Linked DNA regions of Homo sapiens: region 1 is linked to region 2. A link is a loop called in an ENCODE intact Hi-C map of the cell type or tissue named here. Cell type or tissue: endothelial cell of umbilical vein. All regions are shown on one strand.

Region 1 (5,000 bases), 81 kb before region 2:
CACCACTGAGTCTTCTAAACTGCAGCTGAGACCACATTACCCTCCTGCTCAGACCTTGGGCTCCTTATCTAAAAAAATCAAGGTCAAACAGCTGCTCGTTGACCTGGCCCCTGAGGCCTTCTCTGCCTGTCCTTGTCATCCCACAAACTCTAGGTGGATGTCATTCTCATCCATAAACTATAGGTTTCATACATACATGTTATAAACTCCCATGCCCCCAGATCTTTGTTCAGGCCCCAGCTGCTGCCTAGAATGAATGCCCTTCTTGCTTCTGCCTAGTGAACTCCTACTCATCCTTCAAGGCCCAACTCAAATGTCCCCTCCTTGGTATATCCTTCTTTGTACTTACCCTCAGCTCTTGATTAACAATTCTTATAACACCAAGGTATGGCTAATTTTGTCTACATCACCCTCCCCCATTAAACTGGAGTGTAGAGACTTTCTTGTCTTATTCATCGTTGGGCCTCCAGTGCCTAGCACAGAGTCTGTTACCAACAGGCTCTTGGGTTGATGTTTTATGAATGAGAGAATGAATGAATACATTGTCTGCCCATGAAAATAACTTCCCCCTCTATCCTAGAGGCTTTTACAACTCAGCATGACACTCCCACAAGACCTTGGAAGTAGGAGGAAATTATCATGATGCACAGGCTGTTCAGATGCCTCTGAAACTAGGTAGAACCTGGAATGAGACTGGATCTGGGTCTCAGGCCAGAACAAGGCAGCTCTTACATCAACCTAGCCTCGCAGAGGTCTTGGAGTTCATGCTCTACCTTGAGGCAAGACCTGGTCAAACCATTTAAAGATAAAAAAAATACTAACTTATCGCAGAGTTGAGAATTCTCCACTTAGGGGCTGGATGGATTCTTAGAGGCTACCTGGCCCAACCCCCTCTTTGGGGATGATTTATACAGAAGCACAGATGGCTTTGTTCACTTGGGATCCTTGTCTTAGTTTCTCTTCCTCTTTTTCCTTTGTCATTTTCTTGTTCCTTTGTATTCCTGGCTCTGTGCTTATCTGTGTTGATGGTCTTTCCAAAGCCAGGAGTGCCCAAATGTTCTAGCTCCCCAAACCCTCAAGCATGTAGTGATGATAGTCATGAGAATAACAGTTTCTATCTCCAAGCATGGCTGGGTGTCAGGTCCTATGCCAAGCTCTGCTGGTACTGTACCCATAGGAGCTTCCTAATGACCCCCTGTGGTAGGTACTGTCATTAAACCCCACATTGCAGATGAGAAAACCAAGGTTCACAGAAGCAAAGTAATTTCCCAGAAGTCATCCAGGTAGTAAATGGCAGAGCCAGGATTCAGATCTACAGATAACTTCCGTGTGCTTTCCTGTTCTAGGGCCATACTGCAATTCAATCATTCATTATCGAGCCATTCATTCAGTAGCCACTTTTGGAGCCCATGTGCTGTTATTAGTCATTGTAGCCATTTACTCATTCCTTGCATTCAACAATTGTTTACTGAGGACCAACTATGTGCCTGGGCTCTGCTGCAGAAACTTCTAGGGGAGGTGAGACCTTGAGGTTGGCATTGGCAGAGAGGAGGAAGAGAGGCATTCTCAAGCCATGATGCGGGAACCTCTAGACCAAGGTGCCCCCACAGTCCTTGAACGGTTTGGACCTGCAGCCCTGGGTCCTGTAGTCTAGCAGGTTGGGGAGGATACCAGCAGTGAGCTAGTATGCTCACTCCCAAGTCTCACCTGGCACAGTGAAGCATGCTCAGGGTTGCTTTTGTAAATCTAATATTTTATTTTATTTTTAAAAATTATGTTGTGTACTTTTTTTTAGCAACAGGGTCTTGCTTTATCACCCAGGCTGGAATACAGTGGCACAATCATAGCTCACTGCAGCCTCGAACTCCTGGGCTTAAGCAATCCTCCTATCTTGGCCTCTCCAAGTATATGGGATTACAGGCATTTGCCACCATGTCCAACTAATTCTTTTTGTTTTTTTTCTTTTTTTTGAGACAGAGTCTCACTCTGTCACCCAGGCTGGAGTGCAGTGGCATGATCTCGGCTCACTGCAACCTCCGCCTCCCAGGTTCAAGCGATTCTCGTGCCTTAGACCCCCAAGTAATAGGGACCGCAGGCGCATGCCAGCACGCCTGGCTAGTTTTTGTATTTTTAGTAGAGATGGGGGTTCACCTTGTTGGCCAGGCTGGTCTCAAATTCCTGACCTCAAGTGATCCACCTGCCTTGGCCTCCCAAAGTGCTGGGATTACAGACCTGAGCCACTGTGCCTGGCCTGTTTAGGGTTTTGGCTTCTAGACTTAGCTCTGCCACCTTTTCCATTTCACCACATCACCCCATCTCTGAGCACATTTCTGAAGTGAACTACCCAGACCTAGCTCACCTGGACAGTCCACAGCCTCAAGGAATTCATCTGTGTAAAGGGTCTGTCATGGATGATCAGACCCATCCCAGTCTGAGCATTTCTGGGGTCCCAGGCAGGTGACCCTTGGGGAGTCAGGGTGAGGAGAAGCTGGTCTGAGCCTGCGCAGCAGCCCAGAAGCTGGGAGTAGAAGGAAGCTGCCCTCCCCCACATGCCCGGCCTGGCCTGGAATCGTTCTCGGATTTGATGAGTGATTCATAACCTGACGCTGCGGAAAGTTGTGCCGGGCTGCAGAAGGGCTGCCCGGGGTTTGCGGTTTTGAACACAGAGAAGAATTCCCTCGTCGGCTCAGACTAGGATAACTTACTTGTTGAGAGAGACATTTTCACAAAATAAATCCTTAGAGAAACCAGGCGCTGAGGCAGGGAGGCCTGGTGAGGGATTATCCAAATAAACCGGTTTTGAAGCTTCGGGTCCAAACGATTTGCCTGAGCCCTTCGTTGCTTCCTTGTACTCAACCTGAGGTCCCTGGTGATCCTGAGATCTTTTTCAGTGGCACCAATGCAGCCAGGCCCTCTCCACCTGGGTGATGTCCCCATCACGTGGCATCACTGAAACCCTCTTCAACTGCGGTCACTGGGATATATTGTTCTTTTGGGGAGTGTGTCATGATCAGTCTAATCTACTGTTTTTTTCTAAATAAGGTTTCTATTCACATTTTGGGTGGGACAATTCTTCCTTTTGTGGGACTGTCCTACCCAATCAGGGTGTTTTCCACCCCTGGCTCCAGCCCATGAAATGCCAGTGGTACCCAGTATGGTCATTGTGCCCTCACAATCCTTAAAAGGTGAGACCCGTGGCCCTGGGGTCCTGCGGTCTGGCGGGCTTGGGATGGTACCTCTGTGGCATCAGCATTGAGTAAGCATGCCCTCAAGCCTTGATCATCACTGCGACAACCACAGCTGCATTTCTGAGTGCCATCTGGGGGACACCATGCCAGGCAAGACCCACTGGTCTCACCAGGGCCTCGTGTCCCACCACCCTGAGTGTCTTGCCATTCCTGGAACTCACCTGACCCTTTCAAACCTCCCTGCCTTTACTCCCACTCTTCCCTCTGCCTGGCGGCCCTTCCCCGCCCGTCTCATCCCTCCCAGAGCCCCACCCTTCTTCAGCCCCAGACCCCTCACCATCATACCGGCCCCTCCCTGCTTCCTGATGTGGGTGGCCTTGTACTCATTTCTTCAGCTTTCGGAGTGTCATTTTCCTCATCAGTAAAATAGGGAGCAGAACAGAACCTTCCTCCCCTGGCTGGGGGGCGGTCCGTGTGAAGTTCTTGGTGTCCAGTGGTGAGCATGAGCCGTCCCTGCGATGCCAAGCCTCTCCTTGCTGACGGCGGGGATTGACGATCCAGCTTATGTGCCCTGCTCCCCTCTGCCTGCCCCTTCTCCCTGTCCCCAGGTCTCCCCTGTGGTGGGGGATGCAGGTCCCGTTTTCCTATGGGGCACTGGCTTTGGAGACCACCCCTGCCCCGACCCCTGTTCTCTGATTCTATCTAAGTGCTTAATCTCTCCCCCCGACCCCTATCCTCTGATTCTATCTAAGTGCCTAATCTTTCCCAGCGGCAGCCCTGGGAGACATCTCCTCTCTCGCTATGGGGCTGCTGGGATCTGTCTTCCCAACCTGACACTTCACAAGTCTGTCCCCTCTACTTTATCCTCCCCCTAAGTAAAACTCCTTAAAACCGCGTTCCTGGAGCCGTCTGTTTTCCCTCCCCTGACGACACCTGGCTGCCTTCCTCCAGCCTGCGCCCCCTAGTCTCCCTCTTATCTAAATCCCAAGCCCTCCTGTCTCTCTTTGGGAGATAAGGGTTCCCTGCAGATTACCTTAGTTACATCCTAGGTGCTCACTGCCTGATGCATAGAATAACTCTGGCACATAGTAGGCACTTAAATATGTGTCGAGTGAGTGAAAGGACCCTGTAGCCCATCTATTCCTCCTGTTCGGAGGTTTGGAATGAGGTCTAAAAGCTCAGGGAAGGCGGGTTATATTTGCCTTGACAGCCTGGTTTTCTTCCCAGCAAAAAAAAACAAAAAAACAAAAAACCTCAGTTTCTCACGTTGGCTCTGGCTCAGTGCAATAACGAAAACAAGGGCAATAATAGTTCACCTGCGTGGAAGCTGCAAATCCCCACACACTGGGCCTGTTGTCTTACATGCCTGTCTCGGGGATGGGCTTTATTTTTCTCCCTGTTTCAGAGATGAGAAGGCCGGAGCTCAGTGTGGTTAAGACACCTGCCCCCAATGGGGAAGTGGTAGAGTCGGGACTTGAACTAGTTCTGTGTCTCCAGTGCCCATGTACTTCATTGGTACCCCACACCTCTTCTGCACCATTTTATTTTACTCATGAACTCACCCTGCTACAGATGGGAAATCTGAGGCTCGGAAAGAACAGCTTGCCCGAGGTCCCCTGGGTGAGTGGGTGGGTGGGCAGGGTCCAAGCCAGCATCCGACCCAGGCCCCTGCTCATAGGGTCCATCCACATCATCCTCCTGGCCCATATGAGCCCAGAGGCTGTGTTGGTCTGCAAAGCTCCAGGCTCGTGGTATGGACAAGCCATAGGGTCCCTGACATGAGGACCGCCCTGGCTGATGTAGAAGGATGCC
Region 2 (5,000 bases):
CCCACCCCGAGTCATCCTCCAGCCCTCCCTCACCTCAGGCTGGCTATGGGGACAGACACCAAGTCCTGCCCATTTTCTCTCCTAAATATCCCTGAGTAGTTACCTTCCCTCCTGGCCCCATGAACCACCGCCCTGGCTCTGCAGACCTTGTCATCATTCTGGATTTGGGCAGTGGTCTCCCTGCGCCCCCTGCCTGCCCTCTTCCCCATCCAGCCATTCCCCTCTGGCAGCTCCAGAACCATCTTTCTAAAATGGAAATCTGGTCATGGTGTGTATCTACCTAAAACATGTCCTGATTACACACAGGATAAAGGTCAAACTCCTTCCTATCCCACAAGGAAAGCCTGACACCCTCCGGCCCAGCCTTCCCATTCTGCCTTCAGCCATGCTGTGCAACTGGGATGTGCTGAGTCCTACCTCTGAGCCTTGGCACATGCTGTTCTCTAGGCCTAGAATTCCCCTCTTTCTCTTCCCTCCCCTGCACCGTTCATCTTAGCATCCGTTTATCCGTCAGGTCTCAGTTTTGACGTCACCTCCAAGAATCTTCCCTTAACCACTCCCTCCCCCAAGACTGGGGTAGTTGACCATCCCCTGAGCTCCCACGCTTCATGCCTCCCCTGTCACTCTGAATTGTCACCATCTGTTTATGTGTCTTTCTCTCCACTACACAGAGTCCCCGCCCCCAGGCTCAGAGATGGCCCCCATAGGTTAGAGTGAATGCCCCCCAACCCCAACCTAGGCTCCCCCCTCCCAGGGGAATTCTTACTTCCTGGCTCACTGGGGGCAGCTAATGAAGTCCTAGTCCCACCTCCCCCGGAGCCATGCTGTGAGACCTTAGGATAGTGTCTTCCCCTCTCTGTGCCTTTGCTGCCGAGGAGCTATAAAAAGACAAGCCTGAATTAGATGACTTCTCAGGGCCTTGCCAGCTCTGCAGTTCCACAGCCTGGTCGCCCAGCAGATGTCTCTCTCTCTCTCTCTCTCTCTCTCTCTCTCTCTCTCTCTCTCTGCTGGTCTTTGTGTCTTTTCATTCTGCCTTGAAACTCCATCTCCGGCCACCGCCTCTCACAACCTCTGTTCCAGTCTCTCTGGCAGCCCCTCCTTTCCCTTTCTGCCCCAAGACTTCTTGTGAAGACTGAGGTCTTCTTTATGGAATTCCGGATCCAGGTCGAAGGGCAGTCCTGGAAGCCTCCTGGTACCCCCATTCATCCTCCTGTCTTGGGACCTGCCATCTGCATAGCCCCAGTAGGGCCATTAAGTCACCATGAGTCAAACCAAGTTATAAATAAGTAAAGGGGTGAGGGTCCCCAAGGGCACTCAACCCCAGCTGGCTGCCCTATCTCTGGCCAGATCTGGGGTCCTGACCACCCCGGGACAGACTCAGCCTGACAGATCTTGACATGTCGTCACTGTCCCTGGAGAGTGATGGGGAAATCACCAGGCCTCCCCAGCCCCCATTAGTGTCAGTAATTGCCAATCAATTTCCTGGGAGCCTGGTGAGGAAGAGGCCCCTGGGTACCTCCAGTGAGGAAGCCACATCTAATGGCTTTTATTTGGATTACTACAAATTGATGATTTTTTTTTTTTTTAATGGAGCTTTGGTTTTCCTCTCCGTGTCTTAACCACCCCCTCAGGGCCAGTTAGACCAAAAGATGAGTGATGGCATGACTTTCTTCTCTGGAAGAGCCGAGACCAGCCTGGTCATACCCACACCACTCATGTATCCTCCATGCTGAAGACAGGCACTTCCTGAAGCCATAGCTACAGCTCCCATTTCTCCAGCAGTAACCCCACCCCAGACCCTCCCCAAGGTTATCAGGTTGAAACTGCAAAACAACCCTGTTGAGATATATCTCACCATCCCCAGGAAAAGGGGAGGCAGGCTCAGAAAGGTGGTGAGACCTAGCTAAGATCACACGGTTAATAAATGGTAAAGTTGAGATTTGAACCCAGGTCTTTCTGGCATTGAAGCCTCGGTGTTCCCATTCTTACATGTGTCATCCCACGTATAACAGAGAGTGAAGATGGTTCCCCTGAAAGCCAGAGAGCAACAGGAGTGACAGCTTTCATGGGGCTCCTAGGGCAGAGATTAGCTGATGAGAATAATAATAATGATAGCTGTAACAATAGCAGCTATTGCTGAGCGCGGTGGCTCACGCCTGTAATCCCAGCACTTTGGGAGGCTGAGGCAGGAGGATCACTTGAGCCCAGGAGTTTGAGACCAGCCTGGGCAACATAGTGAGACCCCATCTCTACACAAAATACAAAAAAATTAGCCGGGTGTGGTGGTGTGTGCCTATGGTCCCAACTACTCAGGAGGCTGAGGTGGGAGGATCACTTGAGCCCAGGAGGTTGAGGCTGCAGTGAGTCATGATTGCACCACTGCACTCCATGCACTCCAGCCGGGGTGACAGAGTGAGAGCTTGTCTCAAAAAAAAGAAAAAAAATTAGCAACTATTATTTACTGAGCCCTTAATTATGAAACACAGACTATGCCAATGGGTTTACATAAATGTTTTATTTTCTCCTTGGAACTACACCAAGAAGTATTTGTTATTATAACCATTTCACAGATAGAGAAACCAAGACTTAGAGGTTAAGTGACTTGCATAAGATCGCTCAGATTATTGGTGCTAGTAGAACTAGGACTCAAACTAAGTATGTTTGAATCCACGGCATGCACTTTTAACCATTTGCATCAGTTTGGATTATGAGTAACAGAAAATAAAAATAATGGTGGCTTAAACAAGATTGGAGTTTATTCTTCCCTCAAGTAAATGAAATCCAGAAGTAGGCAGCTGGTACAGCTCCATAATCGTGAAGGACTCAGGTTCCTGTCTTGGTCCCAAGATCTAAGCTGGCTGCTAACCCTCCAACCATCGCATCCACATTCCAGCCAGGAGGAAAGAGGAAGCGGTAAAGATAGACACGCATGCTTCTTTTAAGGACAATTCCCAGAAATTGCAGCTACCATTTCTGCTAACATCTCATCAGCCAGAACGAAATCACATGACTATACTACCCAGATGCAAGACAGTCAGGAAGCATAAGCTTGATTCTGGAATGCCATGTGCCCAGCTAAAAAGTAGAGCCTATTGTTAAGGAATAAGGAGAGGTCAGATATTGGGACAATCATCAGTGACTTCCATCAGCATTATTCTAATGCTGATGTTTAGATGGAAATTTACAGTGCAGTCTAGTAAGTCATCAAATCCAGCTTTCTGGTATCCCAGAAAAGGAACCTGAAGCCCAAAGAGAGGAAGGCACTCACCCAGAATTGAACAAAAAATGGGGGCAGAATCATGTTCGGAAGCCTGTCTCAGTAATCACAAAACCTGAGTTATTGGCACAAGAAATGCCCTCTGTCCCTCCTACATTCTGGGACATTTCTTCTGGTTCTTGGATTGTTCCTCTCACTTTCCCATTTTCCTCTCTCCCTTGTCTGGGCCTTAGGGTAGTTGCCCTTTGGGGCTTCTGTTAACCTTTGGATTGAGTAACAGAGGATCTGATTCTGTTCCCAACATGGATACAAAAGATGTCTGACCTTGGCCTTTAGCATTCTGGTCTGAGGATCTTAAAGGTCTTTCCTGCTCGGACAGTCAGTTTACGAGATACTCTGAAGCTAGGGGTGGTTTTTGCTTAGTGAATGTGGTTACTGGTACCAATAGATCCATATATTCCTCAGCATATGAGGCTCCGGTGGTGGTACTTGTGGAAGGGGCAATGGATAAGGGAGAAAAAAAACTAAGGTCCTTGGATGATGCTGGGAGGAAAGAATAATCTTTATTAGACATCTACTATGTACCAATTACAGTGCTACAATAAATGTAAGTAAGTATCTCCTTATTGCTAGACAATGGCTCTTAGATAGGGTTAAAAAATAGAGTAAGTCCAGCTATGTGATCTTTTGAAAGGACACATCTAAAGCAAAATGGAGAAGGGTCAAAGGTGAAGGGATGAGCCGGGCTCAGTGGCTTATACCTGTAATCCCAACACTTTGGGAGGCCAAGGCAGGAGGATCACTTGAGGCCAGGAGTTTGAGACCAGCCTGGGCAACATGGCGAAACCCCATCTCTATTTTTTAATTTAAAAAAAAAAGGAAAGTGATGGAAAAGACCTACCAAACAATGCTAAAAATAAATTTAAAATGAAGATGAGAAAAGAAAACAAAAGTGGCAATGTTAATATAATGCATATTTCACAGTTGAGGCTCAGAATGATAAAGTAACTCACCTGAAGTCATCTAGCCCCTAACTGGCAGAGGTGTGATTTGAAGCCAGGTCTTTCTGTCTCTTAAATTCCTTCTTCCTTGGGAATGTCTGGTTGCCTCCAGTGAAGTTGGCCAGCATTGTGACCTTGCCCTGATGGGATACGGGTCTGGAGCCACCATCACAGAGCAGGCTGGAGCAGGCAAAAGTGAAAGGAAGGCCCTGTTGGCCAAAGGGACCAGTCCTGGGTCAGGACATGCACTGGCATCTGGGCCAGAGCCTGGACCAACTCTCAGAGAGCCAGCCATGTGCTGCTATGGCCTGCCGTCCAGTTTCAGGCCCAGTGCCCACAGGGGTCTCCACTCCCTGCCTTCCAATCCCTAGTCTCAGGCAGAGGCTGAGATGATAGAGGACCCGTCCCACAGAGCCACATGGCTAAGGTTCATGCCTGGAATGTAGTTCCCTCTGCGTGGCAGAGAACAGCAGGCCTGAGGCCTCCAGGAGACAGTTTGGCTGTGGTTCGGCTGAGCCCTAAGCTAGGAGCCACTGAGACCTACATATACCCTATCCATTCCCAGAGCAAGGGCAACAGTGGGGCCAGAGGCAGGTCCTCATTGTTTCTTAGGAAGAGCCAGACAGGAGACCTGGGTCCAAGTTAGCTCTGCCACATCCCCTGCACACATCAGGCTCCAGTCATCCCAGATGGACCCACCACGGCTCCCAAAAAGCACCCTCAACTGCCTCGCTCCTCTAAGTTTTGCACACGAAACACAACGTGCAAATGGCGGTTAGCTG

What was found. Hi-C counts contacts between places; a loop is a spot of excess contacts. Peaks named below come from ENCODE experiments on the same cell type or tissue, not always from the same donor. Only the 100,000 strongest peaks of a DNase experiment are listed, where the experiment ranks them.
Region 1: a loop joins it to region 2, with 1.9 times the contacts of the local background. A loop is called at or near these places in 1 of 110 quality-filtered maps.

Annotation. Positions count from the first base shown.
Region 1 is chr1:22,737,264-22,742,263 of GRCh38, forward strand. The region is part of intron 1 of EPHB2 (EPH receptor B2); the gene reads left to right. Among named protein-coding and RNA genes, the nearest start is that of MIR4684, 20 kb to the left of the region's middle. RefSeq lists an enhancer at 1-27 and a silencer at 2,508-2,678. In endothelial cell of umbilical vein, no CTCF peak of the experiment used is centred here; DNase peaks (open chromatin) are centred at 1,428 and 2,658; H3K27ac peaks cover 1,115 bases.
Region 2 is chr1:22,818,245-22,823,244 of GRCh38, forward strand. The region is part of intron 3 of EPHB2 (EPH receptor B2); the gene reads left to right. Among named protein-coding and RNA genes, the nearest start is that of MIR4253, 42 kb to the right of the region's middle. In endothelial cell of umbilical vein, no CTCF peak of the experiment used is centred here; a DNase peak (open chromatin) is centred at 2,907; H3K27ac peaks cover 1,018 bases.